Linked DNA regions of Mus musculus: all the other regions are linked to region 1. The links are chromatin loops, found by intact Hi-C in ENCODE. Cell type or tissue: heart. All regions are shown on one strand. Each heading gives the region's core, and the rest is flanking DNA. Links, peaks and the distances in the headings are about the cores only.

Evidence for each region. A loop is a pair of places that touch in the nucleus more often than their neighbours do. Peaks named below come from ENCODE experiments on the same cell type or tissue, not always from the same donor. Only the 100,000 strongest peaks of a DNase experiment are listed, where the experiment ranks them.
Region 2: it touches region 1 in a loop (7-fold over the local background); 7 of 42 quality-filtered maps call a loop at or near these places.
Region 3: a loop joins it to region 1, with 7 times the contacts of the local background. A loop is called at or near these places in 16 of 42 quality-filtered maps.
Region 4: a loop joins it to region 1, with 2.8 times the contacts of the local background. A loop is called at or near these places in 7 of 42 quality-filtered maps.
Region 5: it touches region 1 in a loop (4-fold over the local background); 7 of 42 quality-filtered maps call a loop at or near these places.

What each region holds. Positions count from the first base shown.
Region 1 is chr17:48,465,396-48,471,230 of GRCm38, reverse strand. It overlaps Unc5cl (unc-5 family C-terminal like), which reads right to left. Exons shown (of 9, transcript NM_152823.4): 9 at 2,545-3,915. The coding sequence ends at 3,693. Among named protein-coding and RNA genes, the nearest start is that of Unc5cl, 13 kb to the right of the region's middle. In heart, for the core only: a CTCF peak has its summit at 3,494 (motif pointing left); a DNase peak (open chromatin) is centred at 3,550; H3K4me3 peaks cover 1,264 bases; H3K27ac peaks cover 428 bases; H3K27me3 peaks cover 1,879 bases.
Region 2 is chr17:48,414,817-48,420,651 of GRCm38, reverse strand. Oard1 (O-acyl-ADP-ribose deacylase 1) reads right to left here. Exons shown (of 6, transcript NM_001289490.1): 5 at 5,319-5,431; 6 at 3,382-3,968. The coding sequence ends at 3,866. It overlaps Apobec2 (apolipoprotein B mRNA editing enzyme, catalytic polypeptide 2), which reads left to right. Exons shown (of 3, transcript NM_009694.3): 3 at 1,019-1,421. Among named protein-coding and RNA genes, the nearest start is that of Gm30283, 5.8 kb to the left of the region's middle. In heart, for the core only: a CTCF peak has its summit at 3,607 (motif pointing left); DNase peaks (open chromatin) are centred at 2,231, 3,771 and 4,451; H3K4me3 peaks cover 550 bases; H3K27ac peaks cover 1,430 bases.
Region 3 is chr17:48,599,409-48,605,243 of GRCm38, reverse strand. No RefSeq gene overlaps it. Among named protein-coding and RNA genes, the nearest start is that of Gm24071, 15 kb to the left of the region's middle. In heart, for the core only: a CTCF peak has its summit at 2,516 (motif pointing right); no DNase peak of the experiment used is centred there; H3K27ac peaks cover 248 bases.
Region 4 is chr17:49,179,530-49,185,364 of GRCm38, reverse strand. No RefSeq gene overlaps it. Among named protein-coding and RNA genes, the nearest start is that of Gm30475, 9.8 kb to the right of the region's middle. In heart, for the core only: a CTCF peak has its summit at 2,704 (motif pointing right); no DNase peak of the experiment used is centred there; H3K27me3 peaks cover 3,620 bases.
Region 5 is chr17:49,169,697-49,175,531 of GRCm38, reverse strand. It overlaps Gm30475 (a long non-coding RNA gene), which reads left to right and starts at 2,926. Exons shown (of 3, transcript XR_385629.3): 1 at 2,926-3,145; 2 at 5,374-5,620. In heart, for the core only: a CTCF peak has its summit at 3,288; a DNase peak (open chromatin) is centred at 3,808; H3K4me3 peaks cover 1,203 bases; H3K27me3 peaks cover 4,589 bases.

The sequences.
Region 1 (5,835 bases), core at 534-5,533:
TGGGACTCATGAAAGGTGAGAGAAGTGAGCCAACACCACAGAGTTCCTTCTGGGCTCCATGGATGTGTGCGCCCATCACACACAGCAATGACATAGCAATAATAATAGTAAGTGAGGGCCAGGGAGGTAGCTCGGCAAATGAAGTGCTTGCTACATAAGGCTGAGCCTGAATTCAATGCCTAGAACCCTCAGTGGAAGGAGAGAACAGACTCCCAAAAGTTGTCCTCTGAGCTCATACTTGCCTGCTCTATGTCTCTCTGTCTCTGTCTCTGTCTCTCTCTCTCTCTCTCTGTGTCTCTCTCTCACACACACACACAAATTAATTCAAAATAGTAAACTTTAAAATCTTTTAAATATGTCATTAATTTTTGAATGATTGCATGTGGAAATAATAACATCCTGGACATATTAAATTTAACAAAATATATTATCCAAATTGATGGCCCATACCTCTTTTTTTTTTAAGATTTATTTATTTATTATATGGAAGTACATTGTAGCTGTCTTCAGACACTCCAGAAGAGGGAGTCAGATCTCCTTACGGATGGTTGTGAGCCACCATGTGGTTGCTGGGATTTGAACTCTGGACCTTCGGAAGAGCAGTCGGGTGCTCTTACCCACTGAGCCATCTCACCAGCCCCCATGCCTCTTTTTAACATTAAGTTTTTATTACGCTTGTTTGTGGGGCAGGAAGTCACATTTGTACCATAACGCATGTGTGAAAGTCAGAAGATAATCTGTAGAAATCTCTGTTCTCTCCTTCCACCAGCTGAGCCCCAGTATTGAACTCAGGCTGTCAGGCTTGGCGGCAAGCACCTCTGGACCATCTCAGCATCCCTCTTTCTACCTTCTTTTACGTGACTCTTAGAAACATGAACTTGCATGTGGTTCTCGTTGTATTTCAATTGGATGACACAGATCTGGATCTCATATGTCTATCACCAGCGTTGTAAATGCAAACTGAAACACGTGTACCTATGAACCCTGGAGGCTCTAACTCCACATCACCCATTGACTCCCCCTGCATGTACCCAGACTCTAACCCCACGGGAGCAAGATTAGACAAGGCCTCTCTGACATTCATGAGAACAGAGACTTGAGTTTGTGTCCCAGGACCAGACAGGTATCCTGTCAGGGAAAGGGACTGGAAGTGAAGTCATAAGCAGCCACCAATGGTTTCTAGTCAAAGGCACAAGGATCCGTTTTTCCAGCCCTAGAAACTTATTCTGAGAAACTGTCTGGGCAGTCTGTGATTGATTAATCTTGGCTGTCAAGTTGACTGGATCTAGAATCGACTTCAAGGCAATCTTTGGGCGCACCTATGATGGGTTGGCTTTGATATTCTTATTTGAAGTGGCAAAGACCCATTACATGTCGGAGGGAGGGTTCAGGGGCACCTTCCAGAGGCATCTCTGATAAAAAGAAAAAGCAAAAGGAAAGGCTTTGCCCTTTGCCTGCCCGCCTTCACTCTGGCTGACAAGTTCATCAACTCTGTTGCTGCTGTGGTGGCTGCAACTCTTCACTGATATCAAAACCAGATTTCCCCTTCCCTTCTTCAGGCTTTCAATGAGGATCAAAGTGGCTCTCCAGGAAGCATCTAGACTTTTGACACAAATTGGGACTGCTAAGGAACCCAGCCATAGGCACTAAACCACCACCAGGTTCTCAAGTCTCTTTGGTGTGAAGGCAGCCATGTTGAATTTTTCCAATCATATTCTATAAGCCAATCCAAGAAACAGGTTTTTAAAGTATACACACCACTGTTAGTTCTGTTAAACTGATAGTTCTGTTCCTTTAACGAACCCTAACACAAGCCAGAAAGCATTCTCTCCTGTAATGAATAACAGGACTCCCACAACCCCACTCTCCTGTAACCCCTGTGGCTTCAGTTTGCTACATAAAATCGATTGTTCCAAAAGGACTCCAACAATGCCTTTGATTGGCCTGCAGGGCAGAGAAGGAGCTAAGGCAGCTGGAGAGGAGGAAAGTGCCCTTCAATGGCCAGTTCTGAGCCAGGGCACCCACTTGGACAGCCCAGCAGTAGAGATGGGAGACGGGAAAATAAGGTGTGGGGGTGGGGGGGACGATGACAAGTGTGGCTTGCAGAAAAAGGAAACATGTGCCCCAAATCTGAAGGCTTGCTTCAAGAATGGGGAACGAGCTGCCCGAGTGACCAGTCTGTTTTCAAACCAGAAGTGCAAATTGCAAAATGCTCATTCGGATGATTTTATGATCCCAAGTCACTGGGGGCTGGAGAGACGGCTCGGTGCTTAAGGATCACATACAGCTCTTGTAGAACAGCCAGAACTCAGCTCCCAGCACCCAAGTCAGGCAATCCACAACCTCCTGCACCTCCAACAGCCTCTTCTCCACCCTCCACTGACACCTGCGCTCACACATACACATTCCCACACATGTAAAATATTTAAAAACTAAAAATTTAGACCTACGTCCAAATTTGTCAATCTTAGCAAAACAAAGTTAGGAAGAAAGGCATTTTCATATCTAATAATTAATATTGCTCACCATTCAAAAGTACCAGTATTTTCATTAAATGTGCAAGTGAAATTTTATTATCTCCAAAGGGATTGTATACCTTTGGACAAACGAACAAAACTATCGGTAAGCAAGAGTAGCAGTAGCCAGAACTGCTGACTGGATCGGAGCGGGGTGGGGGTCCTTTAATCCTGCCCCTAAGGAGGAACTTGATCTGTGAGAGAAATGTCTCTACTTATTCATTCCTGGAATAGCCGAAGCTCTTTCAGTAGCCTTGAAATACATAGCATTAGCTCAGACACTTGCCTGAGGGAGTGACTGATTTTTTTTTTCCTAATAGAAAAAGAAACACAAAGATGGGATTCCATAACTAGATAGAGACGAAGCAATGTGAAGACATGAGCAACAGTAAAGAGGCCAACTCTGAGCTGGGCAAGTGCAAGAAAAGGCAGCCAGAAACTTAACACTCTCAGCTGGAGGTGGAGAGACATAGGGCGCGCATCCTGAGGCTTCACAGCTTCCTGTGTGATGAGAGAAACAAGGCTGAGGAGGAGGACAAAGTGTGAGCTGCAAGTGAAGAGATGAAGGGAGAAGAGGCCATTCCTCACATCAATGAGGTGAGCCCCCTCCCCCGCCAAAGTTCTCTCCCAAGACCCTCTATAGAGACTTCTCTTTGTTCCAGTCCACCGCAGGGCCCTCCCTTCTCAACAAAGTTACACACCCAAGACATCTCCTAACCACAGGGAGACACTGTCTAGAATGTTGCTCTCAGCCGGCTGGGAGTGCATCTTCATTTCGCAGAACAGACTCCAAGACAAGTCCAAAGAAGCCGACGTTCCTCATGATCCCAGCTTGGTGCTGAGACTCGGCGCTCCATGAATATTTGTGGACTGAGCAGTCTCTGAGGTCTGCCCACAGGTCCACAAGAAAATTAAGCAGCATCTCAGAAGCTGCTTGGCTGTGACCATCTCCCAGACTCCCGCGCCCCCTACCGACCAAGAAGGAATCTGCACGCAGGACAAAGTTGGCCGGCAGGATTAAGAGCTATCCTGATGCAGGGCAGATGACAGGGCTGTCGGGCTTTGCTGCGGGTTCCAGTTCGGTCCACCTGAGACTGTGGCATTGATCCTGAGCTCAAAGGCATGGCACGGTATGGCATGGCCTCTTGAAGCACCCTGCACAGCCGTGGAGTCTGCTTAGAGTTTCTCATCCAGCTCTAGGCCATGGTTCTCCCAGGTGCCTCCATGCAACCTGTCAGGGCTGCCCCGGGGAGACCGGTTTAGGTAGTTCTGGATGGCAGAGGCGCAGTCCAGCCGCTCCATGGAGGTCATGAGATAGTGCAGCTCCTGCAAGCTGCCATTCTGTTCCTCGAACAATTCCAGAATGGCCGCGGCGGGACTGCGCTGGCAGGACAAGAACCTGTCTCCACGGGACAGGGGCGTGGTGAGAGGAGAGCAGAGCGCTCAAGAGCAGTATGAGACACACTCTGTACCTCTGCGCCCCACCCCTGAGCTCTGCTCCCGCTAGCCTTGTCTACCTCCCCGGAAGGGTGGGACTTTGCAAGCTGAGAGGAGCCTGCGCTCCGCTCTTCTTAAGTCAGCTTGAGTGGTAGACTAAAGCAGGCTTGAGCAAGTCACGGAGAGCAAGGGAATTAGCAGCACCCCTCCATGGCCTCTGCATCAGTTCCCGCCCCCTAGATTCCTCCCTTGAGCCCTTTCCTTGATTTTCCTTCAAAATGGACTGCCGCCAATGATAAGCAAATAAACCATTTCCTTCCCATGTTGCTTTGCGTCATGGTGCTTTATCACCGCAATAGAAAGCAAACGGAGACAGGTGTTAGCTACAAACTCACACTCGAGAACCATGAACATTAAAAACAAAAACAAAAAAACCTCATGCTTTAAGTATGCTTATGATTTTGTGTTGGATCACGCTCATAGTTCCCTTGACGACCCTCCATTGTTTGCGAGCCTTTCAGAGTCCCTTTTACTTAGCAGCCAGTCTACTCCTGCCTGCCTCCTTCACCCACCACCTGGTGATGCCCTGCCTTTCTGACCTGCCCTCGCCTCCTCCCACCTCTAACCTAGCTTGCATATTCTGCCCCCCACTCAGCACCTCTGCTGCTCCCCGCAGCTAGAGCATCCTCTATGGTTTCCTCTCTGGCATCCTGTCTTACTCTCAATTCTGCCGTCCTCTGGTTATTTTTTTTCTTCTTCAACTGTTTGCATCTCTCTTTTCAGTGTTCTGCAATACTGAACACCCGGGGCGGGGGGGGGGGGGGGGCGGGGGGCACAAGGAATGTTTGCTGTTATTCTCAAGTTCTCAGAGTTCCTTGTTATCGATCATTTGTGCTCCTAGGAGGTGAAAACCTATTTCACTTTTGGATCCAGGCACATAGACAGACACTTGACAAGTGTTTAAATCTCTTCTGCTTCCAAGGTCTGGCTCTAGCTCATCTCTTGACGACAGCATCCACAGCCTGGACTCTAGGGCCTAGCACAGAAAGGCTCTTTTACCGATCCCTTTGTGAGCTCCTTGGCAGGAGCCCCAGCTGCACTGCCACCATGATTACTAACACCTACTGTGTTAACAAGCGACGGGCTTCCTGCTACACACTGTACACACAGTATCCTATAATCTTCTTTTCTGTGCCGTGGGCCACAGTGTGGCAAGCTAGTACCAGTGACTTGTATCGTTCCTTGTGAAATATTTATTGCACACCTACTACGAGACCGACATCAGCTACATGTTGTATACACATCATCCTATAATCTTCTTTTCCGTGCCTTGGGCCACAGTGTGGCAAGCTAGTACCAGTGGCTTGTCTCATTCCTTGTAAAATATTTACTGCATACTTACTATCAACAGACATCATATAACTGATCTCATGCTGAAAGAATGGGTCTGAAGTCTTGGAGAGAAAGCTAAGTGTTCTAAATTCTGCAGAGGCACCTGGGACCCTCCTCTTCAACTGTGAGGCTGTCACTACTTTTTCTCTTTCACTTTCAAAATTCATAGAATAGGCATAGAGGAGTGTGAGCTGGAAACTGACGTCCACATACAACGTATAAACAGTGTCCACTCTTCCCCTATCCAAGGAATGAACTGGGAACAAGGAACTTGGTCAAGCTCAGACATACAGGTGGTAGCCTCTTACACCACTGCCCCAAACAATCCCAGAGACTCTTACAAAAACTGCAATCTTAGTGTTCATCAGTTTCCTTCAGCCCTGGACTTGAATAATGATTAAAATAAAACTGTCTCTGCAGTAGAGAACTGAGACCCCCAAGGGCAACCTAGAACCAAGTCACCTTACCCAGTCCCTAAGAGAGTCTACCT
Region 2 (5,835 bases), core at 581-5,580, 51 kb after region 1:
GTGTCCACCGTGCGAGTTCTGCGAATGGAACTCAGGTGTCAGGCTTCACTCTTTAACTGAGCTCTCTCTCCAGCCTCTTTGAAGACCTTTACAGGCCACTTCTGCCAGCTACCAAACTAGCAAGTCTTCAGGGTTTTTTTTTTTTTTTCAATAAAATTGTGAATTTCAATGATGAATAAAGTTTTAAATTTGGGATCACTGGGAGTTTTAACTGATGCTCAGTAAGTAATCCAGTATGAGGGAAAGACATGTCTAAGTCAGCTTATTGTAAAATAGAACACTTTGGGCCAGGGGACCACCTAGTACAGGTGCTTACCACCGATCCTGAAGACCTGAGTTTCATCTATGGAACCCACATACATAGTGGAAAGAGAGGACTGACCCCCAAAGTTATACTTCAACCTCCAAACCCGCACACTACCCCCTATACACATAGATAAGTGTAATTTTAAAGAATTTAACTCCTTCTTGGGTATACAGATACAACCAGAATTCTTGAACCCACCAGCACACTTCCTTTGGCATATCTGTGGGTCTTCTAAGTTCCCGAGGGAAGGTCCAATGTAAGCCAAAAATCATGACAGAGTCTAAATGCCCCTAAAGAACAGCCAGCCCTTCTTAAAGTTCACTAAACAGCAAGCACTTTAAAAATACAATTTGTCTATCTCTTATTTTTATCTTTGCTTTAAGAAAGACTAGCAGTCTAGCCCAGGGGAAGCAGAGATAGACAGATCTGAGTTCAAGGCTAGCCTGCTCTGTGTAGTTCTGGGCCACACAAAGCTACACAGCAGAGTATTTGCACTGTATGTTTAAGAGAACAGAATCCAAACAGATCTCTGGGGCTGTGGTAAACCACACCAAAGCAATGAAGGAGACAGTCCCAACACCACCTCAGCCAGGAACCACAGGAGGCCCTGGAGGAGAGACATGCAGGGTCGTTTAGGGAAGGCACAAAGAGGCTTTAGTTACTTCAAAGGGGGTTAGCAAGACCCTCAGTAACATGTTGGTTCCCTTGTAGGTTTTACCTGCTGCCACTCAGAGCAATGACCCGGATGCCATCCAGGACATACCTGGCTTCCTGATTCTACTTGGAGTTGGACATCTGACACTAACCAGTTGCACTGGACAAGACCCTCTCTCAGAGAACTCAAAACATACCTCGGGACGTCATTCATTCATTCAATCATGCCTTCTGTAATACGGCTATCAGAAGAAGGAAAATGAAGACAAGAAAAACAACTGTGATGTGGGCAGCAGGTACCTGGGGGTGGAGGGTCTTATTGCCTCTCCAGGGGTGCTGCCTGAGACAAAGATCCTCAGTCAAGGTACAGACCTTTGAAATACAGCTAGAAAAGTGTTCTGAATTGGGCTGACTTTTTAAAAAAGACAAAATAGCAACATCAATAAAGGAAATAAGTGGTTTTTGTGGCCTGTTCTCTTAAGAAAGTGGGATGCTGGGAAGTTCCCATGGACAGTGAGTGGATACCTACCTAGGTGCAAGGATATTGCCAGCTAAGAACCAAGCCATGACATTAGGAAGATAAAGCCAAGTCTTGACAGCAAAGAACTCACTCTCTCAGGCTGACTTCTCACCATGGTCCTGACCTGAAAATATCACCCCCCACCCAACCCCCCACCCTCCCGAGGGCTGGGGAGCTGGCAATGGCTCAGTGTGTAAAACTCTTGCTGCAAGCATGAGAACCAGGCTTCAGATCCCCAGAACTCACATGCAGCAGGGTGTAGAAGCATCTGTCTGTCCTCTTAGCACAACATGAAGGCTGGAGAACCCCTGGAGGTCTGTGGGCTAGCCAGCCTAGTATACCCAGTGGCAACCAGGAGACTGATTCACATAAGGGAGGTTGTGAGGCAGCAGAGCATTCTGGGTTGACCAGCAGGTTGAATATGCAAGGCTTTCTCTCATCCATCCCCAATACTACCGAACAGTGAAAGAAAGAAAAGAATGTGTTCCTGGGAGTGTTTGTAAAGGAGAGCTTGTCCTATCCCGTGAAGATAAGATGGTGGGGGAACACAAGGCTCATGGAATTTGACGAGACAGCCACATCTCAACAGCCAAGCAGTAAGCAATTTTCTTTTCCCTAAAGAGGGGGTCCAAAGTAACAGCTAAATGTTCCGACACACCGTGAGACTCTTGGAAATGACGACAGGAGGTGGCAAGGGTCACTTCTCAAAGGGTCTGAGTCCGCTGCAGAAGTGAAACCACACTGCATGTCTGGGCGCTGGGGCCAGTTAGAGCCAGACTCTAACTGGGTTTCTGAGGAAGTGGTGTCTGTTATCAAGCCAACTCCCCTTTCCTCAGGCTTCATGTGTGATAAGTCACCGGAATTTGACCCAAAGGCACTTAATCCCATTCCCACCAAGGTCCAGAATGTCACTGACAGCCAATCAGGCTCCCTGACAAAAATTAACTATTAACTATAATCCCCTTAAAAGCAAAGGCGCCTAGAGAGCTACTGATCTGAGCAAGCATTCAGTTGTTCCCATGGGGGCTGAAGTGTAGGCTGGTGGAGGAACAGTCTAACATGAAAGGCTATAGATTCAATCCATGGGAGAGAAGGAACGTAAAGATTTCCCAGAGTGAAATACTATCATCTGCCCATCACCCGCTCTCATCATCTGCTTCATGTACTTGGACATTTTCTTCCTACGGCTTTAGAGACACAGGTTCTAACGACAGCTTTGGACTCCTCCCACAGTACCATGTAGAACTTGTGTGCTCCCCTTCGACCCCCCTGCCAGCAGGCTGCAATATGCAATATCTCATGTACCGAGGAATCCCATCATCAGGGCTCTCCTGGTGTCTCCACAGCCCCTTCTAACTTAGTTATTTTCACACTGGAAGAATCGCCCATTCCTGACCAATCAGCCTTCACACTGGAGTACAGACTGTGGTACGTCTGGCTGTGTTAACTTGCAGTACAAGCACTGTGGGGTAGGGAGGATTCCTACTTGCCCCAGTATCTCTAATAACAGAACACTGACTAAATCAGCGGGCTTTATCTCCCCACCATAGACATGATGCTTGTCCTTAGTTTCAGAAGAGGGACCAATAATTACTGTAGTGCTCGTGAGAGCCCAGTTAGTTGCATGTCACAATCTTCTAGGACCTGGAACCCGCTCTTGCCTCTGAGTCTTCAGTGTTCCTTTGCTGGCCTCCTGATTAAGTCCAGGCATGTCCAATCACATCAACTCCACAGCAGACAGTAAAGAGCCCCACAAGCACTCTAACCGCACCTTGTAACCAGGCGGACAGTCCTTGTCCATACCTCCTCTTACCTTCTTGTTCTCCCCAGGGAACTCTGGCTCTTCAAAATTGAGTCTCAAGTTTAGCCTGTCCCCAAGATCCAGAACACAGACGTTCATGTGTGCAAACCTCAGTGAACACAAGGGAAACGTTTATTGTTCCACTCTTGACACATTGTGATGTCATAACTAAAAACCATAATCCTTTCCTATGATGATTTTTGGTGAGATTAACACAAAGTGCACAAACATAAAATTGTTTTAAAAAAAAAAATCTCAAAAGTTTACCCTTCCCACAATTTCTCTTCAAAAGAAAATTAGAACCTATGCTGCCACCCAGTGGCCAGCCAAACAAATCCAGTAGTGGCTAAGCAAAGCAGGTCCTACACTTACCTACATGGTTTCCTGCCTAGTGACAGACCTCACCTCCTGCTTGGGTGCAGTGCCCTCCCTATCCTCTTGGAGTACAGAAACCCACATCTGGCCTAGGAGAGACTCCCTCTCACAGACTGTCCTTGCCCATTCTGAGGTCCTACAGCTGCTTAGTCCCACAGCTTCGTAGATGACACAAAAGACCACGGGCTCATCCAAGATCTTCATCTGTTCAGAGTGTGTACACAGTAATTTTGATGTCTGTTGACTCAAACACCTCTTCGAGAATCGCAGATACATTTTCCCACTGCAGCCGATCCAGACCACATCCAATCCTGAGAACAAAGGAAAACACGCCCTTTTCTTGGTCTTTGGTTAAGAGGACGCGTGAACACACACCCTCCACTGGCTATGATGGACGTGCTTAGGAGCCTGCCCCCTCCCCGCTCCCTTTGGGCTCTAACCAAAGCAGTTTCCCAGGTTCTCACCCACAGGAAGCCACGATGAAAAATCTCCAGGTCGATTCTTGTTGTGAAGTCACTCAAGACAGTTCTTGGGCGACCATCGTATCTCTTTGCTTTCCAATTATTTTTAAGTACTTTCTAATTATTTCACTCTTTGATACGAGGTCACTAGCCTAGTTACTCTTTCAATGAAAACTGACTTGAGTGGGCAGGAAAATGTCCATATGTTTAAAACATACTTAAAATAATAGAGAGTTAGGGAGCATGCACAGGAGGGAGGACCTTAGGAAGGAAGTCAAAACGGAATGCCCGGAGATGCTGCTGGCTGTGTGACAAGAATGAGGCCTTTGCAACCAGATGGTCAACTCTACCACCTGACACTTTCTAATATGACACAGCCCTCGGGACAAAGGGAAAGCTTAAACCTGCCAATTTCACACGACAGCAGGACAATCAAGTTCCTGAACAGTGACTTTTTAACTTTCTGATACATAAGCCACTAGTATATTGAAGAAACGATGACGGCCTGGAGAGAGGCCTCTGGCTGCACTTCCAGAGGACCAGGGGTTCTAATTTACAGCATCCACATGACAGCTCACAACGCCTGTTAACTCCAGTTCCAGGGATCCAACACCCTCACCCAGACATACATGCAAGCAAAACACTAATGCACATTAAAAAATAAAAAGAAGAGATGTTGTGGTCACACTGAAAGTCACTTGGGCTTTGGTCAGTACTGACTAAAAACTACTAGGGCAATAAAAAGAGAAAGGGTATGGACCAGGTCCTCAAGAAGAAGTAAAGGGTCACCTAAGACCAATGTCATTTAAGTCCTCAAAGGGACATCAAGGACATCCTGACTGCTCCCCACAAGCAGGCATGAAGCATAAAAGGTAGAGGTCACTGACAACTTTCCTAACACCAAATCCAATTTTAGGAGCTCAGCAGTAGCCCGAGCGGAAGTGCAGCTGCCCAGTCTGCAGTCTGAGATTCAATGCTAATGCTTTAGGAGTAGAGGCTATCGCTTCAGACACAATGGCAAGAATTCAGCCATCAGCACTCCCCACAGAGGAGCTGAGGCAGGTGTGTGCCTTCCATTACTTAACTGATTCATTCAGTTAAGCTAGACCACAGATATGCCACTTAGTAGGGAGCTCTGACAAGCAGGGACCTGTCTCCACCTATTCTCTAGGCTTGGCCAATCGATCCGGGTTCCCTTGCCTGGGCATGGAGAGGTCAGTGACGCCATTCTTCAAACAATGGGACTTCATGGCCTCCAAACTCTTCTGTAGGTTCTCATACGTTGGCTTGTGTGAAGCCCGTTTCTTTGTAATCTGAACACAAAAGAAAGGATTCGAATTCTCATTAGCTCCATCTCCCAATATAGCAGTCAACAAAGAAGTGATGTGACTCCTCTACATCCTGAGAATTCCAAGAATAAACATGGCTTTATAGATTCATTCACCTAACTCATCTAAAGCAGGGATGGCAACATCCTACAGCCGCAGGAAAATCCACCAGGGACTGAGAAACAGACTCTGCCGAGTAAGGAGGAGAACACGGCACAGGAAAGCCGAACCCACCGCCATGTTTAAGCAAGATCACCGGTGACGTGGCGCACTTGTGCCAAGTCCTCGGACTGCCTGAGCAGCCCCCTTCAAAGTCTGCTCATTTAGCAATCACACTCCTTTGCTTTTTGCTTCCCTGTGAAAGCAGCAGCAAGACATAGTTCTTCGAA
Region 3 (5,835 bases), core at 291-5,290, 130 kb before region 1:
GGACATTTTCTTATTTAGTGATGGATGTGGAGCCGGGCAGCCCATTGTGGGTGGGACGGGGCGAGCCTGCCATTGTGGGCAGGGCGAGACCGCCCATTGTGGGCGGGGTGGGGCAGCCCATTGTGGGCGGTGTCACCATCCCACTCGCACACATATGTGTACACACTCAAGTGCTCATGCAGCACATGCTACTATATGACATTTAGAACCACCTCAGGCATCATTAAAGTGTCATGAAGTCTCACTGTCCTGCAACTCCCCATAGGCTAGGCTATATAATAAGAGAGCCACAGGGATCTCCCTGACTCCACCTCCCTGATGCTGTTATCACAAGTATGTGCCACTGTACCCGACATTTTAATAGAAGTTCTAGAAATTGGCCTCAGGTCCTTGTTGCAAGGCAAGGGCTTTGCCCACTGATCCATCTCCAAGCCCACAAAGTTTTCTTTTTAAGAGCGCGTTTGGTATGTGACCTCGGCTTTTACCATTTCTCTTAATGAGACGGTTGTATAAAAATTCCCAAGGCTATGCAAAGCAAATTGAATAATGCCAATTTATTCATATGGCCTAGATTTTTTGGAGGGTAACCAGGAGGTGGGTGCCGTGGGGGTTCTGTGTATTCACTAATGAGTCAGAATTCAACCCTTTGTGGGGGGGGGCAGGTTGGATGTGTGTGTGTGTGTGTGTGTGTGTGTGTGTGTGTGTGTGTGTGTGTGTCTTTGAGCACATGCATGTGTGCAACAAGCCCCAGGTCCTCATTACACCCATAGCCCCTGCCTCAGTCATTTCTTGTTGCGGATGCTAAATCAAATCAAAGCAAGAAGGAGTGAAGCGATACAATAACCACTCACTACCACCCCACCCCACCCCTGAGCCTGTAGGATTCCTCACTAAGGTCTGCATCCAGCCCCTGAAATGAATAGACATGTTACCTCCCAGGAAAGTTATCCAAGTGCTCTCATTCCGCCCCAAGGACAGCTTTGTTGGGGAACAGGGACAAGGGAGACAGGATGGGCACTTTCTCAGACATGCGATGAGCCTGCGTGGCCTCGCCTCCCTACAAGAGGAGATTCTGCCTAACCAGTTGGAGTCCCAAGCTGGGCAAAGGACTCAGAAGTGATCTGAAACTTTGAGGACCTCTCTGTTCCAGATAACAACCATAGTGGTTCGTTCCTGTAATGACAGCATTTGGGGTGGGGGTGGGGGATTAGGCAGGAGGATCGAAAGTTCAAAGCTTGCTTGGGCTATGTAGAAAGAAACTACCCCAGAAAGACAAGGAGAGCAGCGACTACTGACATCCAATGGGGTCTATTTGTCCTCGTTGTATCCTGGACAGAGTGAACCCAGCTTGCAGTTTCCTGACAGCCTCCAAGGATGGCCAAAGGTCCTGTGTGGAACTGGGATGAGGTTATCTCTGAGTTTCAGGTCTCAAATCTTTAGTTGCCTCTACAGAGCTCCCCAGTGTGGGGTTCAGGGCAAGGGTGGGGGTTCATTGATCACTTATTCTGAGCCCACCAGGTCTCAGAGAAAGATGAAAACCACAATCTCTATGCCCAGCTCAGCCTTTCCCCACACCAAGCCAGTCACTCTCAGTCCCCGGGGTCCTAAAGTCCCCTTGAAGCCCATCCCCCACACCCTATTTCTTTTCTGGCGCAGAGACAGCTGTGGCAGTAGGTAGCTGTTTACTTGAGTCAAATAGAGGAGGCAACTATGCAGAATATAAACTATCAAATTAAATTCCGCTCTTCAAATGCTACCGGATTCGCTTGGCCCTGGGAACGTTCCCCTCTCCTTGATGAGACTGTGGGCACAGTCCTCGCTTACCATCTGAGCGTGGTTGCTGCTTCAAGTGGATAGAGAAAAACAGGGAGGGGTGTCAGCAGATGGGGGTTAGACTTCATCACCTAAAATGGGGGCTTTTGCGAGCCCCAGGTGATGCTTTGAAACGGGCAAGGGAACACCTCACCTCCCAGAACCGGAGCATCAGAGAGGAAAGAACCGCTTGAGGGAGTCTGGGTGGCTCAGGGTTGAGTAATGTCCTTCAGGACACTTAGATGGGAAGAAGGGCAGACGGTTTCCTAGGACTGTGAAGGGAAATGAGTGAAGTATATCTTTCTGTACACTGTCAGCAAACAACGCAGTAAGGAGGGACCCAGAGCCCTTGCTACTCCACAGATGGCCCTCGACTAGAAGAACCTGGGATCGCCTTCTGGATCCTCCTTCCCCCCTCCCCTTTTCTCCTCCCCAGCCCCCAGCCCCACCCTCCCACCCACCTCCCTGGTGGAATGATAGACAGGAAGTTTGCTTTCTTACAGTTCCACTCCCTACACAGTAAAACAGCTTCCCTGCCTGGGGGGGCGGGGGGGGGTGGGGAGGACACACTTATTGGGAACTCTTCAGGGATGCCTTCGAACACCACAGACTACAGAGAGTTTGTGGGCCAGATAGGAGAAGCATGATTTCATTTGCACCTTGAAAAAAGGGGTGGAGGAGGGACCATCCTAGAAGTGACCTTTAGGGGGCAGCAGAGGAGTGTTATGGGGAGGCGGCACCTGGAGCCCCAGGCTGCTCTCAGTTCCTGGGATCCGGGGACTCAGAGCAGAAAGATTGATTGCTGCTGGGGTATTGTCACCGTTTCATAGATAGGAAGGAAGGTGCAGAGTGTCTTGGGCCCGTGGTCCTGTTGTCTTTCTATTCCCCCGGGGCCGGTAGTTTTCTTTCAGCTCTGGAGATAGAATAAGACCCTCCAATTCTTCACTCCACTCCACGGTAAGATTTCTTGTCTGACCAAGAAATAGCTTCATCCCCTGCTCACAGAGATGATAGAAACGGCCTCGCTCACACCATGAGGAAGCACAAATCCCAAATAATTCACCTCAAACCCGAGCCTTAACCATGAGCAATCACCAAACAGTTGGTTCGTGGTGTTCTATCACAGCAACAGAAAAGTAACCAATGCAGAGGTCTTCAAAGTCACTGAGTCCATGGGAGCCAGGGCACATGAGTGGGTTCCAAAGGGTCTCGGGCCATTCTTTTTTTTTTTCCATTTATTTATTATTATATGTAAGTACACTGTAGCTGTCTTCAGACACACCAGAAGAAGGTGTCAGATCTCATTATGGATGGTTGTGAGCCACCATGTGGGTGCTGGGATTTGAACTCAGGACCTCCGGAAGAGCAGTCGGGGCTCTTAACCACTGAGTCATCTCTCCAGCCCTCGGGCCATTCTTTTGACTGTTGTTATTGTTCATTGTGTGTGGGATTGAACCAAGGCTTTGTATACGCTAGAAATTTACTCAGCTCAACCAGGGAGAGTCCACCTATGGTACCCTCTTCTCTCTAAGTGTCCAGGCATCTGCCCAAGGCTTCCCTGGCACTGGCCCTGCCCACCGTTAAATGGTGGTACCCTCAGGGCTCTCTCCTCCTTACTACTTCTTACCTTCCACTAGGGTGTGAATCCCGCAGAACTGTCTAGGAATCCTTGAGCAAGCTGAGCCTTAAACATTAGCTAACCAAGTAGACTAATCAAGTGAATCTGCCTGTTAGCCTTGATCCCCACCAAAGTCCCCTGCCAAAGGGAAGCCTGCTGGTGACCCATGCAATGCCCAGAGCCACAAGCTTGACCCTCTTGTGTTCTTCTGTTTTCCCAGAACTATTTTATCTGTCTCAAGTACTTACACACATCTCTCTCACTGACAACTCCACACAGGTCTGTCCTGAACATCAGGATTCCTGCAGGAGAGAACCAGCTGATGCCGCAGCTACCCTTAGAGATTTGGGACAACAGCATCCCTCTTTGCCTGTGTTTGATGGAATTCACTCACATGTGCATAGCTATTTACTGGTATAAGTGCTGTGATTTGTGCCTGCTGGCTCTGGACTCTGAGCTCCTAAGAGATGCTAATACCCTTCCCATGGTGGTATATCATAACTGGCCCAAGGCAGTTTGTAGTGCTATCACATCCATTTGCCTAGGGTTGGTCGAGGATTAGACTTAGGGTCATGTGGGAAGTCTGCTGAGCACTCCTTGGAAAGCTACCCTTCACCTTCCGAAGGGCAAGTGAAGGTTCCTCTGTGCCTTGCTCCTGTCTGTGGTCTTTCGATGATGCTGTTAGGAGTTGGGGTATCCATCTTGCCATGTCAGGGGAGGCAGAGACCAGCAGAGGACAACAACAGTTGGGATCCTGGTAACAATGCTGAGCTGTTGACCTTCAACCTTTGGACACGGTGCTAGGGCTTCATTTTCTCAGAGAGCCAATGAACCTCTAGGTGGTTAAGCCACTAGCAAGTGAATGTTGTGTTTTTCATAGGCAAACCCAGACACACTAATGCTGAGAACAGTGTCCACTCATGGCAGGCCCAGCAGGCAGGGATGCTAAATGAACAGCGCTCTCCTCCTCCTGAGAAAGTGTGGGAAAGCAGTCCATGCAAAGCCCTGTGCCTATAGTAAGGGAGACTGGATTGCCTGGTCCTTGGCTTCTTTCTGGGGGACTAGATCAGTTGGCTACTAGGATGAGGGTAGGGGTGGAGGGAAAGTTCTACCTCTTCCGTGTCTAAGAAGAACAAGGTGCCAGGAGTCCAGGTGAGCAAAGCCATTCTTGGAGGGTAGAACCTGAGAGTCCATTGGAGTCACTCATTGCTAACAGAACCTGTTGGGGAAGATTTAGTGTGAGACACAAAAGGGCATCTCTCTCTGGTAGAAAGTAGCCCACCCTGGGCCTGGACTCTAAGCCAAGAGAGTTACAAAGATCTCTTCTCTCTGGACATTGGCTTCAAATTAGAAAGTGTCTAGAGGACTTTTCTCACCATGAAGGCCTGGGGGAGTGGGGGGAGGGGCTGGTGGTAATTCAGCAGGCCTTGCAAAAGCTCTACATTTCGAGAATGAGGACCATGGAGGTCACACACATGTCCCAAGGGAGGTGACACAGGATGTTTAGGGCCTCGGCCAAGTGACAAAGCCTTTTTGTCTAACCTCTTCACATCTTCAGCTGTCGTGAATGAAACTGTGCCTCCTCCGTTCAATGTTCACTTCCGATGGGGGGGGAAAAATCTGTGTTCTAACTGACGATAGCCACTTGAGTGTCGGTATGAACTGAAGTGTTTCCCAGAGCTGTTTGTTAACTAAATCTCATCTCCCTTAAGGGGTCCTTGATCCGTTTATCACATCAAGTAAGACATCAAGTCTATTTTCAAGAAGCAGGTCAGTAGGCTTCCTTACAGAGTCCCGGAGTTCAGCTCCTCAAGCTTGGCTTTATCCTGAGCTGGGAGGGACCAGTCTGAGCCAGTCTGTGTCTTGCAACCAAGTGAAGACCAATTACAATACCCCATAGGGCAGGAAAGGGCTGCAGAGACTCTTCACATACCCAGATAAGGAAAGGGAAAGAACAAAGACGATCTCCTTGGCAGACTCAGCCCCAGCACCAAGGCCAAAAGCACATGGGGTCCATGGCAAAGGCACAGGCAACGTTTTTTGTTTGTGATCCCTCCCTGTGGACTGGAAGGCTCTGCTGGAGGTGAAGGCATGCAATCTCAAACAACAGGAGGCTGTGGGAGAAGTATCTGGACATCAGCTTGGAGAGGGAGGACTCTTCCCTGGGCCTGAGGATGGAGCACCTGGGGTAAGCAGCTGTCTAAGAAGGCCAAAGCTTACTACCAGGCCTGCTGGCTCCTGTAAGAAAGAGGAAAGTAAAAGAAGCAGGAAGAGGGGGGAAGATGACAGGGAAATGGAGGGGGAGGACAGAGGAAAGGAGAAGACAGACTAGGACTTCAAAGGGGATAAAAGAGAGCAGGGAGAGACAGAGGAAGGTGGAAGAGAAGTAGAGTAGGGGTGAAGAA
Region 4 (5,835 bases), core at 482-5,481, 710 kb before region 1:
CAGGTTTATTTATGGTTTCTGACTTTATTTATTCTCCCTCACTGGAGCTCTTCTTCTGCATACAGAGAATGCCTTGTCTGCTTATGTGGCTGAGGGCACCCGGCTCAGGAGCCAGTAGCCTGGCTTGGACGGATGGCAGAGGGCTCCTGTCACGCTAGCTGAGAAGTGTTTCCTTCTTGGGTGATTTGTGGAGTACTGCAGAGGCTCTCTGCACCAAAGCCTCTCCCATGAGTTTCCCTGTCTTATGGCTGGGAGTGGGTGATGTGCAAGGGCTCGGGCTGTAGGAGGCTCCGATGGACCCTCTTTTGAGGTCTCAGCTCTATCTGTTGGTCACCTGCCTCAGAACAAACCTGAGGACAGCTGGGAAAGCTTATCCTGATGGGCCATGGGGAGGGCACAAGGGACAGCTGGGATGAAACTGTCATTTCTACTTGGTTCTAAATGAAACCATGTATTTTTTTTTTATTAAAAAAAAAAAAAGATGGTCTCTGTATAGCCCAAGCTGGCCGCAAATTAATTACCTAGGCTAGGAGACTGAAGTTGACCTTGAACTTGTGACCCTCTGTCTCTACCTCCAGAGTGTTGGGATTGATTATAGGCATGCACCACCATATCTGGTTTATGCAGAGCGGGGAATGGAAGAGATCATGGAAACATGCATGCAAGGCACACACACACTATTAACTGACCCCGTCCCCAGATGTTGTTTAAGCACAACACAGCCAACCTGCAGCACTCGCATACAGTTGCTATGGGCTACAAATATTTCTCCCAGGAGCCATCAGACCCTTGCTCTCCCACAGGTCCCTTGGCAGCCTTCACCTGGTGTCCACTTTTCGGCGTGGGACTGTGACCTTTATGGACACCCAGGGATGCCTTAATGGTGGCAGTCCAGCTGGTCGGGGGCGGGGGTGGGGGGGGCTGGAGAAAGGGAAGCACGAAGCTGTTGTCCCAGTGGATGAGACCAGTTCGGAGCATCTCAGTTGAGTTATCCCGGGGCATCCTAAGGAAAAACCATTTGTTCAGAACATAAGGCAAAACTTCTAGACGTTAAACCCAGGCCTCTCACATCCAGGAGGAGGAGAGGAGAAGACCCACGGGTACTCAGAATAATAAGAGAAGGACCAGGCTGTTCTATGCTGGGATGGGACCCAGAAAGGAGAAAAACCAGGCATGCAAGGCGGGGTTCCAGCATCCCACAAGCACTTGGCCTTCTCCAGGAAGCTAATTTTAGCTGTCACATTTAAGAAGGATTTGGAGGTTCTGGAGGGGAGCCAGAGCCAATAAGAAAAATGATGAAAGGTTTTTTGAAAAAAAAAAATTTAGAAGGTATAGGAAAAGCCCAAGGGATGTGGGAGTTGAGTGGGTGGAAGGAGACAAGAGGATACTCACAGTTCTCTAGTGTGATACAGAGATAGAGCCAGAGGACATGGGTTTGCACTGCAGCAAGAAAACATTAAGTTATACTGTAGGGAGTAAACTGTGGTTGAACAAGGCTTCCCTGGAGGTCTGGACCTTCTGTAGTCTCATCAAGGACCAGGCTCTAGACAACTAAAGAACGTGTAGTCGTGGAAGTGGTGCAAAGGGGAGTCGAACAGCATCATGGGCCAGAGGAGGCAGGAGAGAGTTGCCAGATCTGCTGTGGGGCATTGTATAGCCCAATGCCCCACAGTCTGCCTGTGTGTGTGTGTGTGTGTGTGTGTGTGTGTGAGAGAGAGAGAGAGAGAGAGAGAGAGAGAGAGAGAGAGAGAGAGAGAGAGAGATGAGAGGAGGGGGTTAGGGATACAGGATCCACTAAGAGCTGCCCAATATGGGTGCTGGGAACTGAACTTAGTTTTTTTTACATAACAGTACATGCTCTGACCTCTCCAGCCCCTCCACAGGATTTTAAATAAAGGTAAGACTGGATGACGTTTGTGGTCTGAGGGCTAATCAAACACTCACGTGCAAAGAGCCAGGCTTTAGAATCCGGTGTCTATGTCTTGGTCCCCCAGGAAGCATCTCATGTGAGAGAAAGTTCTAGCACAGAGGAAGGACTGGAAATGTCATGGAGGGTTAGGGAGCTAACCCATCCAATGCCAGCCTTCTCGAGAGTTCCATGGCTCATTCCCCATACCTGACCACCAGAGGGAAAGGGAAAGTCTAGAGTTCAGGGGCCAATGCCATGGTGGGGTCTTGGCCAATAGGTGCAAGGAAAAATGAGAGACACATGCTTCCTGTCTACTGAGTTGGGAGGGAAATGGAGGCACACGGGGACTTCCTGCCATTCTGAGGAGAGAGACGTGAGGAGGCAGCATCGAGGTACAGGGATGTTAAAGTGAGGTTTTGTGGGAACGCTTTCTGAGTTTCAGGTCCTCATGCACCTGCCTGGACTGAACGTCAATCTCTGGATCTTTGCCTCTTACACAGTGTAAACAATCAGACTCCTCTGTAGGACTCCACTAATAACCCTGCGTTCTGGGAATTCTGCCTCCCTCCTCCAGCCCAAGAAGGCTCCCACTACAGGGCACAGCCCAAGGAGCTGGGCCTACCCTCGGAGGACATGGCTTCAGCTCCCTTGCATCCACAGAGAAGCTCGTTTACAGCTGATATGTTGTCCCATTTCCCTTCCTCTTCCCCTTCCCCCAACCCAGACACTGGAAGGTTTGTTCCTGGGATGCCCCTGGACTTCCCTGCTGATGTCACCCTGCACCTGGTCACTAGAGGGCGCTAAGACCTCACTGCCACCCTTCTTTAATATAGGTGGACAGACTCCAAGTGGGGAAATCCCTGCAGGGTTCACGGGGTGACTAGCCAAAAGGTAGATGAGAATATATGCCCAGGAGGCTGTGCTTGTCACTACATTGGCAAACTACTTGCCTAGCATGCACAGGGCCTGAGTCCTGTCCCTGCACTGCCTAAGCCTGAAGGGGCAGACCACAGCTGCAATCCCAGCACTCCAGAGGAAGATGTAGGAAGCTTAGAAGTTCAAAGTCATTTTCAGCGACATGAGAAATTTGGAAATCATCCTGAGTTACACATGCCCCTGTCTCAAACAAACACAGAACTATAAACTGTCATAGAACTTTCAATTAAAAACCTATGGCTTATAGGACAGGATAGAGTAGAGGGTGGGACATTCAGGGGGCAGAAAGAATTCTGGGATAGAGCCAGGTGCTGAAGATGACCCCAGAAAGATGTGCTGAGACGGACACATGGTACCTGAGCATAGGTAACCAGCCACATGGCAGAATGTAGGTTAACATAATTGGGTTATTTTAAGTAATGATCTGATAAGAGAAGAGCCTAGCTATATGGCCAACATATTTGCAAATGTATTTTGAGTCCGAGTCTTATTTTGGGGAGCATGGGACTGGAGGAAGAATCAGACCTAACTTCTACAAAGAACATGTGCCAGGTGCTGACGGATTGAGAAGGGTGTGGGGCCCTGTGTACCATCCTTTCTACCTCCCTGCTACTTGGGCATCGGCTGCACATTCAGTAGGGGTCTCAGGGTGTTCTAGAAAGTTCCTGGAGAGTGACTTGGAAGTGGGCAGGTGAGAGAAGGAAGAGCATTGGAGAAGTTCTGTCAGTCGGAACAATCGAGCAGAGGCCTGAAGGCTGGGAGGACAGCAGCTGTCAGGTCAGACCGAGAAGTGGCCAGAGCTCATCAGAGTGGTCACTGTCAGGGCTCCAGGCTCTGCCTCTCTCTATTGTCTGCCTGAGGAAGGCTGGAGCATCCCTTAGCCTATGCTAAGCTGTCACTCACTGCATTCTCTCATTGTACCCTGAATGTCCTCTGTCATTTAGGTCATTACCACTTCAGAGAGCATCTGCCCTGAAGTAATTTGTACTATGTGTTTCTATGTGCACGTATACATGTATGTGAGTACATCCGTCCACATGTTCATGTATGTTTTCATATGCGTGGTGGAAGCCAGAGGTTCACAAGAGTATCTTCCTTAATAGCCCTCCACCCTACTTTTTGAGTCAGGGCTGCTCACCAAACCTAGAGCTCACCAATTCAGCTAGATGGCTGATGAGCAAGCCCCAGGGATCCAGCCTCTGACTTCTCTTTGCTGGGATCATAAGCATGTGCTGCCCACATCTGGCTTTCACACAGGCACCAGGACTGAGACTCAGGTCCTCATGTTTGCACGGTGAGTGATCTATCAACTGAGCCATCTTCCCAGCCCCATCTGTGTCAAGGACATCCTAGAAGCATGGATGGCCTGGGTCCCAGAACAGTAAGCAGCAATCCTAGCTGACATCCATGGGTCCTTGGCCTGGGTCTTATGGCCTGGGTCTGCATGACAAGAAATGGTGCAGAAGCTCCCTGCAACCTGCTGGGATCTGTCAGGCTGGCACTTGCCACTTTCAAACATAGATTTTCTAAAAATGGCATTTTTTCCATTACCAGGGTAATGCATGCTCATTATTTTCAAACTCAAACAATAGAGAAATTTACAACACCGAAAGGGGCAGGGAGAAGCTCTCATCCTATCTCCCTCTCCCTGAGATAACTGTTGGTAACAGTGTGACGGAGATTTTTCTAACCTTCCCGGGAGTTTGCAAATATAGACGATTGTACCTTTTTAAAGATGGAATTAGGCTTTTCTGTGATTTGCTTCCCTCACTTGGCACTCAGTCACGAACAGCCTTTGATGTTCACCCGATCCACATGAGTACTGGCTATCCCACAGGCTGCCCTGAAAACCAGGCTCTGCAAAGCATGCTGCCCCAGGCCCCTTGATCCCCGAGGACTGCTGGAAGCTGGGGTGTCCAGCATAGCTCCCCAGGACCACACCTGCCCACACACTCCTGCTCTTTCCCTCCCAGCAGCCTTCTCTCCACCCTCAGCCTCCGGAACTTTAAGGGATGGATTTCCGTATCATTTCTAATACATCAGGGAAATCCCAGCAAGACAGATCACCGGGGCCTTTCTGCTGTTTTTCCTGTGAGCTGATAAAGTCCTGTCAGTTGAAAAATCAAGGCTCACATGCTCTCTTTTCGTTTTCTGAGGAAAGAGGCTCTGGTCCTTAACAGCAGCCTTGTGGGGGTGGATGGTGAGGGTGGAGGGGAAGGTAGGGAACCTGCTGACCCAAGAGTCTCCAGAAATAGCTGAGCATCTGGGCTGGGGGTGGCGGATGCCATACAGGGATTCAAACAGCACCATCCCTTGGCCTTTCCCTAGGCAGCATGTGGTCCAGGACCCCAGCCCCAGTATCCCCAGAGGCCTGATAGAAAACACAGAATTCTGGGCCCACAACACTGGGATTGAGAATCTGCATTTTAACAAGATCCCTTGGGGATCCCTCTAAAGCCAGCCCCTGGCTTCTATTCCAGAGGCTCTGTTGATATGTGTGGTATTAGAGACTTAAGAAAGCTAGCAATCCCAGGTGCCAGGCAAAACCGGGGAGAGAGCTTAACTTGTTTTTACTTAACTGGTCCTTGATGGAGGCGGGGAGGAGTCCTTGTTGCCATGGTGGTTTCAAAGATGAAGAGACAGATGCAGGAGTTACTGGACTGGCCAGAGCTCATATGCTAACCCTCAAGTAAGCGAACCTAGGTGTGTCTGTGTATGCACGTGTGTTTGGGGGTACAAGGGTGCGTGCATGCTTTTGTTCTCTTTGTTTTTGTTTTGTGTTTGCTTTTGTTTTTGAGACAGTTTCCCTCACAGACCTGGAACTCACGGATGAATCTAGACTGGCTGACACGAGCAAGTCCAGGGATCCCCCAGTCTGCCTCCCCAATGCTGAGATGACAAGTATCAACTCCCCCCACTCCCCAGCTTTTCTTCCATGGGTTCTGAGGAGTGAACCCACCCATTAAAGTTTTTGCGTTAACATGTTTGCA
Region 5 (5,835 bases), core at 402-5,401, 700 kb before region 1:
GGGGCAGTGGCTAGGCACCACTTCTCACTTCATTCCCTACTAACCCAGCAAACAGTTACTGGGGTAAGTTCCCAACCCTCCAGATCTCCTCTCCCTCCCCTCTACAGCTTAAAGCCTCCCTTCCATTAATAGTGTGGGGCTGTGGGTGGGAGGAGGAGGGAAGCTGGGCCCTGGTGTGGGGGATAGGAGAGTGTCTGGATGACTTCAGCCTCTGTGGGGTCTTCACTCACATTTCTAGAAAACTCCTATAAATCAATCACCCGTTTCTTGCTCCTTTTCCCCTAGGATGGTATTTGATGCTCCCTAGACTCCAGGATGGTACTTGGTGTTCAGAAAACATTTGCTGAATGAATAGGTGGCCATTAGAGGGACTCTGGTCTCAGGGGACTGGTGGTGTGGATCCCAGAATCTGCACCCCATTGCTGTATCTCAGAAAGGCAAAGATCCTGTTCCCCAAAGGTTCTGCACACATGTTCCCCGTGCACTATTTTGCAAATAACTTCAGGTGTCCACAGAAACACCTTCCATAGATCACATCCTCTTTCAACCCTGGCTGGGAACGACCAGCATCAAGTTCCAGTGCGCAGGCTCTGGAGTCCACAGACATGAGATGTCCCTGGGTAGAAGTCACCTACCCAACATCTCTGAAGGTTTCTTTCTGTTTCCCTACCTTCCATGTGACAATCTTTGTGAAAGTGTCTGTCACCTGCTTGTTCTTAAGTAGACTTATGAACTGTTCTGTCCACACCTGCACATAGCAAAAAGAGCCTTGGGCACTGAGAGGAAACTGAGAGAAGACCATTTTAACAGAGAAACAGCCCAACAGTCGTGTGGTCCAAGCAGGCTTTCCACCCCACCTGCTGGTCCAGCCCGAGGGAAGAACCTGGAGTTCCCAGCACATCAGACAAGCGTTCTATCCCCCAGACACAGTGCTACCCCAAAACAGCCCCCCACTGCTCCCTATGAATTCCATTTTTAAATTTTTAGTTATCATAAAAAATAACTGGTTTTCTCATGAGAGTTTCATACATACTTGGTTTGGCTTGCAAGTCCCATTCCTCACCTCCACCCCCATGCTTTCTGCTTGTATCTTGGCCTCCCCAGGGTTTCTCTACTCCTGTACCACATGCATCCTATGACCCTGCCCCTCCATCGATGTCTCTTTTTCTCTACTCACGGGGTAGTTTATAGTTTCCTGTTGACAACGGAGAATTGCATTTGACTGTAGTAATTGATATTTATGAAGTCCTGGTGCGGGGTTCCTTCCTGCCTTTGACCATTTATGTTTCTGGAGGAAACACGCACAGCCTTTATATTTTAATATGTCTTAAGCAGCACCATAGCTGGGCAGCTGTCTGCCCTCCATGTTGCTAGAATCCACCGTCTAGCCCTAAGTTATTACTATGTTTCAATAGGGCTGCTCTTAGCTCCCATTAGGCAGCTCTCTGGGTCCCTAGTCCATGATGGCTCTTCTTGCTTCTTTATCTCATGGTGGTTCTCTGTCTCTCTTTCACGTTCTTACTTTCCCATCTCTGCTCCCTTTTTCTCTCTCCTTCCTTGTGGTCTCTGGCTTGAAAACCTAAACCCCGCCTATGTCTCTTCTCTGCAGCTATTGGCTGGTGGCATCTTTATTTACCAATCAGAATTAACTGGGGACGGGGTCCCTCAGGTTAAGTGCAAATCTTGGAGGCCAGCACTTAACATTACAATAAACAATAAGAGACAAATCCTCAACATGTGTGACTCTAGTCCCAGGACCAGCCATCTGCTTCTCTGCTGAGGGCCAGATAGTCTAGTGTCCTGTGAGCTTGAAGCCTGTCCTGCTAGTGACATAACCAGGTGACCTGGGTGTATATTACCTGAAGCCTTGGGTGTTGACAGCAAAAGAGGCTGAGTAGACTTCAGATTCATCAGCCGAGCTCTTACAGTTAAAGAAACCAACAATGACTTCAGCTTCAGTCATCTACCGCAGACATTCAATATCAATTCAGCCAGATGGCTTTGCCAAAATCTTTAAGTGAGCATCCTCACACACCACCCCAGAAGTCTCTGGGGCCGAGGTTCACTTTCAGAACTCCTTACCAGAGATTTCCAAGCACAGCCATGATGTTGGACAGTAGTGGGTAGGGACATCTATGACAAGGGTGGTGGAGACTTTGGTGTTGAAGACATTGGGATAGGCAGAACAGTTAGAATAGAGTATAGGGGTGCAGTGAGGTTATGAGAACCTGGGAGGCAGAATTTCCTAGCATTATTGCAGGCTATACGTAATCTCTCCTCAATAGATAGCCCTGGGCTCCGCAAAGAGGGAGGTTTTGCAGATCAAGGGTGCCTTTGCAAACAGGGGCTCTGGAAACAGCATCACCGTGCCAAAACATTTTTCTGGTTCTCTGAACGGCAGCTTTTTCTATACACGGAAACATGGAAGACACCGGGGACCGGAGGAACAGGTGGCCACATGATTTCCGCCCTAGGATTAAAGCCACAAACCAAAGAACATCTGCTGGTGTGTGTAGAAGAGGGGATGTGGTGGGTTTCATGCTCAGCTGAATAGTCTGCTGGCAGCCTGGCCTTGACCCTTCTGTGTGGCTTCCCTACCCTTTCCTGAAAGGCTCGGAGGGCTGCTGGTTCATAGTCCTTTCCATTTGCATGGCATAGCAGGGTTCCGATTGAAAACCTCACTTGTGGGCTGGGGGCGGGGATGGGAGCTGAACCACAGATTTGAGAGAGAGGTAGAGCCAGCCGCCCTACAGTCTGCGGGCACCAGCCACCTTGTGGCTTCATTTGGCCCTTCTGTCTTACAGACCCATTGAACATCTATTATTTATGATAGCCAAGTGGCTTGGAACAAGCTGAGACTCAATTAAGATAATGTTCCCCACACAGCAGCTGCTGTTAACGCCGGGAAGATATTCCCACCCCACCTCCTCCCTTTCTCAAGCCCAGAGGTAGAGGGGCAGAGATGAGAGAGCTGGGTAAAGAAGTCCAGAGATGGAGTTGGAAGCAGGCTGGGACTATGTCAGCAGCTCGGCCTCCCTGTCAGTCAGTACCAGCTTCTCTGAAGAGCGTGTGTGGTGCTGATGATGTTAGCCAGAAGCAGCCAGGCATTGACTGGGCAGGGGGTCTTGGTTAGAAGCCGGCAGAGGTGAGTGAAGCGTTGATGTTCACGTGCAGGAGGGAGGAGAAAGAAAGGAGTTGTAGTTCAGGATAGTGACTTGAGACAAATGCAGAGAAGGTGGGAGAGAGAAACAAAAATGAGAGGGAAAAACCGCCTGGTGGGGGCAGAATAGAGGCTTTCTGAGCCGAGAGAGTCAGTCTAGTCCCCTGATGAAAGTTCTGTAGAGGAGACAGGCCAGCGCAGCCACCAAAGTCCTCACCGAGCTGAGTCTTGGGAGGAAAAAAAAAAATGGGAAAAAATTTCTGACCGCCCTGGCCTCTACGTTTGAGGTTCCCAGCCTTTACCTCTCTGCTGTGCTCCCTGCACTGCCATCTGGAGGGTCAGCCTGGAGAGCGAGGTCCGTCTAAAGCAGGATAAGGTGGCCAGCAGGCTTCATCCTTGTCTCCTTCCTACACACCCTCTACACCCCGCCCCGCAACCCATTGCAGCGATCCCAGCTTCATCTGCAACGGGTTCCAAAGGAGCAGCTTTGTGGAGCATGCTGAGGGTGTGTGTATATGTGGGCGTGGGGGTGAGGCTCCCCCTAAAATCCTGATGTTCAACCTTCTGCTGCGGCAAGGGTCCATCACTATCAGTAGTTCCAACGTCCAATTCTTGCTTGGTGCTTCACTTCCCGCAGCAGCCCCCAGCTCCGCCACGCCCCGACTCCCCGTTGCCACGCCCCCATTTTTCGTTTTCTCCGGCAGAGCTTCCTCTCACTTCAGACAGAGTGCTTTCAAACTGTCTGTAGTAGGCTGGTTTTATTTCACTTTTATTTGATTTTACGGTACTAGGAAGGTGGTGAGCTGGGGTCTTGTACATGCCAGGAAATGCCCTACCAGTGAGCTATGTCCACAGCCCTTCTCATTGTAAACTTGCTATTTTGTGTCAGGTTCTCAGCTAAGTTGTCCAGGCTAGCCTGGCATTCACTCTGGGCAAGCTTGTAACGTGTGTAACTGTTCCTGGTAACTTGAACCTCACACAGTTGGAGTTCCTGGTTCAGCGTGCTCTGGTTAGTTTAAACAGAAACTAAAGGTCTGAAATGGCTGGAGACACCAGATATTTGGAAGTCACTACCCAGCTAGGAACAAGGATAAATCAACCAGGACCAGACTCCCATAGGAGGCGTATGTTCCATTCCTGTGGCTTGGAGTCTACTTCCCATTCCTGACTGCTAAAGGGTCCTGGCCCCCTCTGCTGCCTCTGATCCCAGATGCATCTGTCCTTACTCTTGCCAGGAGGCAGACATGGGGTGACACTGACTCCCATGCTTTTAATCTCAAGCTCACATAGGTGCCCATGTACGGCGGCAAAACCTATGCCAGCCATTCCAAGAGGCAGAACTTAGAGTGGCCATAACAGGATAAAATGTTCAGAGCCTTGAGTGGCCAGAAGTACACTGGGTGCTCTCTAGGGAGGAGATGGGTCAAATCCAGCCCAGCAGAGCACTATCATGAAGCAGGTAAGACATGTGGGCAGTCTTTCCACCTGGAATCTACCTTCTGCGAGGGAGCTCTCACCTGCTGGAAAGTCTCTTGCTCCTCTCTCCTCTTCTTTCCTTCTCTCTACTCCTTTCTCTCTCCTTCTCTCTTTCCTTTCTCCTTCTCTCTCTTCCATCTCTCTCTTCTATCTCCTCTGTTCTCTCTCTCTCTCTCTCTCTCTCTCTCTCTCTCTCTCTCTCTCTCTCTCTCTCTCTCTCCCCCCCTTCCTCTCTCCCTCCCCCCCTCCTCTCTCTCGGTTAGACAAGGAGGGGCAGCCTCAGGTATCAGTTCTCACTGACTACCTTGTTTTAAGACGGGCTTAAAATGCTTCTGGATTCAGCTTTCCATTGGCTCCTGGGGATCCAAACCCAGGTCTTCATGCTCATGAGACAATCACTTTACTGGTTGAGCCATCTCATGAGGCTTCTTCAGAGACGTGGCAGGATGGTGCTAGACTAAGAGCAAAGCAGATGGGCCTGGAGATTCGGGTGATGGTGTTTTTTGCCATTCATTTTACCCCAGAGTCACATGGGAGCTCTCCTACCCCTCACTGCAGCCCACAGCCTGTCTGAGAGCTTTGTGCACACATCCCTTCCCAGCATGAGTGACTATTTATCAGTTGGATTTCTTTTTTTGCTGAAGGCACTCATGAGCAGCAGGCAGGTTCGTAGGCCTAATCAGGTCGGATGCATCTCTAACCAGACAGGGAATGTGTCTGGATTTGTCACCCGACAGGTACAGATGTCTTGGGCTCTCATCCATAAGACAGAATCACTCCTGGGATTGAGAGGCTCCAACGCATCTGTCAGAGGCAAGCCACATGTTGTTCCAGACACTGACGACAAAGCTCCTGCCGCAGCCTGGGGTCAGTGGGCCCAGCACTCCATCAGTGGGATAATGAAAGTGAAGCTGAGAACAGCTACACCACCTGCTGTGTGGAACCTCCCACAATCCTCTCCCATCATGCTCCAGTCAAGCACAGGTAAAGGGAAGGACAATGTTTCATAAACAGAGCAATGTCACCTCCACTGCCTACTAGCTGGGTGGCTCTCATGGTCAGATGAGTTCATGTTTGACCCACAGCCCTTGGGAACCGGCCTCCTTCCTGGGCCTTGGCAAATAGAGGGTGGGACTCTCTATATGGTCATAGCAGCTTCCATAATTCTGTGGGCTTCAGGTCCTAGCTGCTATATGATA